Linked DNA regions of Homo sapiens: region 1 is linked to region 2. Evidence: chromatin loops called from intact Hi-C (ENCODE). Cell type or tissue: heart left ventricle. All regions are shown on one strand. Each heading gives the region's core, and the rest is flanking DNA. Links, peaks and the distances in the headings are about the cores only. Region 1 overlaps LOC107985365 (a long non-coding RNA gene). Region 2 has its middle 38 kb from the start of LINC02971.

Evidence for each region. Hi-C counts contacts between places; a loop is a spot of excess contacts. Peaks named below come from ENCODE experiments on the same cell type or tissue, not always from the same donor. Only the 100,000 strongest peaks of a DNase experiment are listed, where the experiment ranks them.
Region 1: a loop joins it to region 2, with 2.9 times the contacts of the local background. A loop is called at or near these places in 11 of 110 quality-filtered maps.

The regions. Positions count from the first base shown.
Region 1 is chr1:234,861,859-234,864,761 of GRCh38, reverse strand. All of the region lies in intron 2 of LOC107985365 (a long non-coding RNA gene), which reads left to right. Among named protein-coding and RNA genes, the nearest start is that of LINC02971, 94 kb to the left of the region's middle. In heart left ventricle, for the core only: no CTCF peak of the experiment used is centred there; a DNase peak (open chromatin) is centred at 1,551; H3K27ac peaks cover 2,036 bases.
Region 2 is chr1:234,917,958-234,920,860 of GRCh38, reverse strand. No RefSeq gene overlaps it. Among named protein-coding and RNA genes, the nearest start is that of LINC02971, 38 kb to the left of the region's middle. RefSeq lists enhancers at 1-485, 2,486-2,903. In heart left ventricle, for the core only: no CTCF peak of the experiment used is centred there; DNase peaks (open chromatin) are centred at 1,510 and 2,240; H3K27ac peaks cover 2,500 bases.

The DNA.
Region 1 (2,903 bases), core at 303-2,802, 56 kb after region 2:
TGTTGGTCGGGCTGGTCTCGAACTTCTGACCTCAGGTGATCCGCCCTCCTGGGCCTCCCAAAGTGCTGGGATTACAGACGTGAGCCACCATGCCTGGCTTATTTATTTTTATAGAGATAGGATCTTGCTTTGTTGCCCAGGCTGGAGAGCAGTGGCATGATCATGGTTTACTACAGCCCCAAACTCCTGAGGGGGTGATCCTCCTGACTCAGCCTCCTAAGTAGCTTGGATTACAGGAATGTGCCGCTATGCCCAGCTAATCATTTATTTAGAGATGGGGTCCCATCGTGTTGCCCAGGCTGGTCTTGAACTCCTGGCCTCAACTGATCCTGCTGCTTTGGCCTCCTAAAGTGCTGGGATTACAGGTGTGAGCCCCTTGCCCAGCCTGCACTGTTTTCTGGAGCTCACACTTTCAGAAAGAAATAGGAACACTGGAGTGGAAGAATGGGCGTGGATGAAGAGATTGATGGGGACTTCCAACTCATGCAAGCAAGTGCAGCATTTGGCAGGGGAGGCTCACAGCACATCCCACTTCTGCAAGTCACCAGTGGGTCTTTTCTTGCCACAGGGATCCATCTAGGGGTCCAAGGTATGAAGTGAGTGGGAGGGACTTACAGAGAGACACACGTCAGCTCTGCCTGGAGAAGGATGTCATGGATCTCAGTGGCACACCCAGGTCTCAGAGAGGCAATGAGTTGCTTGTCACAGGAGTTGTTTATTCCCAGCCAGGTGGCTGGGATGGGAGTCTCAGGAGATGAGAGGACTATACTGTTTTTTTCCTGGAGAGGTACATTTCTCTAGTCTGTGGATCAGGCTCCTAAAAGTCCTGCGGAGGCTGCAATTCTGCTGCTTCCCTGCCATGGACTGCCAAATGGGCTGGGTGAAGGAAGGTCCTATTCTCAATGGCATTTCCAGGACCTCTCTGTGTGTGTGATCTGGCTACTTTAGACAGCAATGGTATATTTGCCTTGGCTGATGGGAGTCCCTCATCCCTTGAGCAGTTTTGTGGAGAGCAGGAGAAATGTATCACAGTGTCTTGACGCTCCTGAAAAGCGTATGAGTCACTAGTACCAGGGAACCTGGCGTCCTTTTCTCAGTCATTGAGCTTGCGAGCCAGATCCGAATCATCTTTCCTTCTGCAGTCCTTAATTATGGGGGAAAAAAATGGACTTGTAGAAACCAGTCCTGTGTTTCTGGATGTGGAAGGACTCTGAGCTTTCTCTTGGGCAGAGGGGTTGGAAGGGGACAGGGCACAGAGGGCAAGGGCTCTGCATGATGCCCAGGGGAGTAGAGTCCAGCCTCCAGCCTCTTGTCTCCCAGAGCCCTCCCTGGTGGTCAGTGTTGTGGCCTTGAGCCCCCAGTAGGCCAGTGCTCACTTGGATCCTGCAGCCCAGGCTGGGGCTGGGGATGAAATCTGTGGCCTCCATCAATCATAGCAAATGCATTGTCCCCAGTCGATGACAAAAGGCCAGGAACTGGAACCTCCCCAGACCGACTCAGCTAGTTCACTTGGCTAGAGCCCAGGCTGGTGGGAACCGGATGTTTTGTGGAGGATTGGCGTCTCTCTCCCTGCCTGTGCCCCACGCCGCTCAGTGCTTTCCCTTGGAGTCCTCAACCGTGGAACCGGTGCATTCTTTCCTGGGCAGCTGCTCTGCTCACTTCCAACATGTTGTGCTCTGAGCTCATAAAATCAGAGGAATCAAAGGCAGAAGCTGCAAGCGCTCAGGCCTGCGGGGACCGGCGGCTTTGGAAACTCCAGTTTGCTTTCTTCTTTCCATGTGTGGCAGATGTGCCTGTCTCATCTTGTAGCGCCTTGGCCAGCTTTTGCTTTTCCGCAGAGGAAGGTAAAGCAAAGCTGTGGCCAGAGACCCCTGAGGCTGGAAAAACGTTTAAAGCCCGAGGGGGAGGGCTGCCCTCCCAATGCAGATAAAGGAATGAAACAATAGAGCAGTTGTCCATTTGGAATCCTGGGAAAAGCTCAAAATACGACAGGGAGGTCAGATCAGGCTGGACCCATCTGTAGCACTGAGGGCTGGAGGGGGAATGTTCTGGGCTTGGAAGGCTTCTCTTTCCCCTCTGGTCTCATGAGCCTACTGTCTTATTAATGAATTTGGTTTGCCTAGAGGTCCTGACTCAGTGGCCAGTTTGGTTCCAAAGCAGGTAGTGGCCCCTCTTGAAAAACAGCTGCCCACCTGTTGACCTCATCTTTTAAAAACATGCAGGACATCCATCCACGTGAGAGATCCCTGTGGGTCTCATGGGCCATCCCTGGCTGCCCCTTCATTCTTGACCCTGCCCCATCCCTCCGGGGTCACATTTGGATCTGGGAGAAATATTTGGCAAATGTGAAAATGATAGGTTTAGCAAGAGCCTGAGGAACTGGTAGGGAAAGACTTGTTTCGTTCACGTTTACTTTTTGAACAGATAATTCATTTTCTTGGTTCACAAATCAAAACTATAAAAACCATGACTTCTACCCTTGCTCCCATTAACCCCAACCCAAGTAACCACTTATATTAATTTCTTGGGTGTCTTTATGATATACAAACAAATGTGTGTGTATAACTTTGTACATATATATTTTTTCTTTTTCTTTCCCCCTTTCACAGAAAGGAACTGCAGCGGCCTTTGAGAGAATGAAAAAATACTCAATCTCACTTAGGTTCAGAGACATGCAAATTAAAACTATAATAAAATACCCATGTGGCAAGGCTGACAGAAGTTAGCATTCTGTGCAAACTGGTTTGGACTTTGCTCTTTTCACTTACCTGTGTATATATCTTGGACATCTTTCAAATCAGTACATAAAGAACGTCCTCATTCATTTTTTACAGCTTAATAGTTTCCTAGTTATGGACACATCGTAAATTTATCTAACTGGTTTCTATTACAGACATTTGATT
Region 2 (2,903 bases), core at 240-2,739:
AAAAGGTGAAAGACAGCCTCGGATGGCCAGTGTGGCCACTGCCTTGCTTCCCTAACCTGCCCAGTGTTGCTCTGTCCTGAGGAGATGCCGTCACCTACCCAGGTTCCAATCTGTAAAGAGACTCCCAAAGAATTCAGAAGTGAATGTCACCCACCAAGCCGCTCAGCTGAAGGGGGCTGTTTCTGCACAAGGTCCCAGGACAGAAGGAGGTAGCCTGACCTGCACTGGCTGCTTCTTTTATTTTGATTTTTTATACATTATTTTTTAATAGGGACAAAGTCTTCTATGTTGCCCTGGCAGGTTTCAAACTCCTGGGCTCAAACAATCTCCCACTTCTGCCACCCACAGTGCTGGGATTACAGGCATGGACCACTGTGCCCGGATCGGCTGTCCCTTTTGGGAAGCTGGAGGGAACTGAGGTTCTGTGTGAGCTCTGCATGAATGGAAGGGGCTGGGAGGAGGCGTGGCTGTGGCAGTAGCAAGTGGCAGTGGTGAGGGCTGAGCAGGAAAGTGCTGTGGGGTGCTAGGAGAGGGGCCCCCAGTGGTGCCAGCTGGAGGAGGGTCCAGCAGAAAGAAGAACGGCTGGGTGGGGTGGTGGTGAGCCCAGCCTGGTCAGACCCAGAGAGAGGTGGCAGCTTTGGTCTCTGGGGACATGAAGCAGGGAACACCTAACTCCTCTGACAAGTACGCCTGTGTATCAGAAAAACTACTAATTTTTATGTGAAATTGGGTCAAATGTGGGTTTAAGACATTTTAGGCCAGGTGTGGTGGCTCACGCCTGTAATCCCAGCACTTTGGGAGGCCAAGGCGGGTGGATCACTTGAGGTCAGGAGTTCAAGACCAGCCTGACCAACATAGTGAAACCCCATTTCTACTAAGAATACAAAATTAGCTGGGCGTGGTGGCAGGCTCCTGTAATCCCAGCTACTCGGGAGGCTGAGGCAGGAGAATCACTTGAACCTGGGAGGCAGAGGTTGCAGTGAGCTGAGATCATGCCATTGCACTCCAGCCTGGGCAACAAGAGCAAAACTCCGTCTCAAAAGAAAAAAAAAAGACATTTTATAAACCCAGGAGGATGAAATTGCAAAATCCTCAAAGCATGTTTCTCTCTCTTCCTGGCCATAGCAGTGGGGATAAGACAGGCAGAGAACAGGAGTGTGTCTATGTCCAGAGCTTTCTTCTAAAACGTTTCTGCACCACTCCTTCACAGCAAGACCACACAGAAAGAGAGAGGCACGAGGACTGAGGGATGTGCCCTCAGGTTACCTTGCATTTGGCGGGGTTCTAGGTTCTTGGGTTCAACTCCCAACTCTGTCTGCTTTTCTGTGTAGGGCAATGATCCCAGTAGAATTTTTTCAGTATTCAGAAGGAAGTGAACTTCCAGAGGTAAACAGAAAATAGCTTTTGGCTGCAAAAGATAGGAAGGATGTTCTGGCTTTGGGCTTCCAAGCCAGCCAGCACTGCTCCTGGGCCTCAGGGGGAGGGCAGGACATAGGCCTGGCCCCAGCAGCCAAAAGAAATGGCTCCTCCAGGGAGGGGCAGCTGGCATGCAACTCGGTGGCCACATGCGTCTGTGAGGCAGGACACTGCCTGGAGCTCATGTGGGCATTAAGACATGGGGAGAGTCACCTCCCTCCCCGGTGGTAGCAAGCTGTCTGCAGTGTGCGTCCTGAGTGATGCCTGCCCGGAAGGGCGAAGGACTCTGTTCGGGGAATTCGCTGTGTGTCTCTCAGGCTACGTCCCGGGTAAATGTGCCCGAGACCAATGGAGCATGAAGGTGAGGAAAGAGGAGGCAGAGCTGCCCAGGTAAATCAGAGGCCAGGGCTGTGCAGGATGGAGGGCACCAGGCGTGGGGGGCCTTAGTGGCCAGGAAGGCCTGCAAGGGAAAGGCCAGAAGCTGGAGGGCAAGAGTAAGGGGGGCAGGAGCAGGAAACGCAGGAGTGTCAGGTGGGTGCAAAAGCCTTGGCCCCGAGGTGGAGGGTCTTAGAAACCAGAAACAGGATATGAGAAAGGACGGAGGGGACGGGGCCTCTTTTCCCCCAGAAGGAACAATGGTCATTCTTTAATTGAAAGCTGCCATTCCCTGAGAGAGGAAAGGCCTCTCAGTGTGGGGGAGGGGGCCCAGGGACGGGAAGGAAGGGGCCCCAAGCCTGCCTGACCCAGAAGAAAGCAAGAGGCCTCTGGAATTGCATTTGGAACTCGATACGGCCTGTGAAAGGGACAGGCAAGCTTGCACTGATGGCTTTACCGAAGTGTGACTTTCCCAGGCGCCACAAACTTAGCCTCTGCCCCCACCCTCTGTGGCCTCCTCCAGGACTCTGGAGCTGCAGGCTGGGTCGGACGCCTCAAAGCCGTCCAGAGCAAGGGTCTCACAGGCTGCGTGGTTATGCGGTTCTGTAAGACTTGCCATCTACACACACGGGAAGAAGGATTTCCCAGAAAAAATAGAGGAAGCTGGCCAATACAATCAAACTCACACAAACCCCGCCTCTTCCCAAATAGACGCCTATCTCCAAAACAATCAAAACTGCCCCATTAAATAACACTTGTTCAGTACAAAGGAAGTACAGCATGATGGGAATCACACACCGCTTCCAAGTAAAACATTCCCAATTGTTAGGCATGTAACAATGAACAAAAAACTTAATGGCATTCGCACGGGAGAAGCACAGTGCTTGGGGCAGGCCCTGCAGGACCCTTGAGTGCCGGTCGTCCAGAGGGTCAGGGGTGGTTCTCCCCGGGTCGGCCCCTGGGAGAGGCGTGCTCATCACACACAGGTCCTCACCTGCTCTGCAGGCAGCGACCTGGGCATTTTCCATCTTACCTACCTCCGGTCTCGGCCCTTCGGCCCCCTCAGTGGGAGGCAGGCCGTTTACCCACTGCAATTGGTGGCACCGAAGACT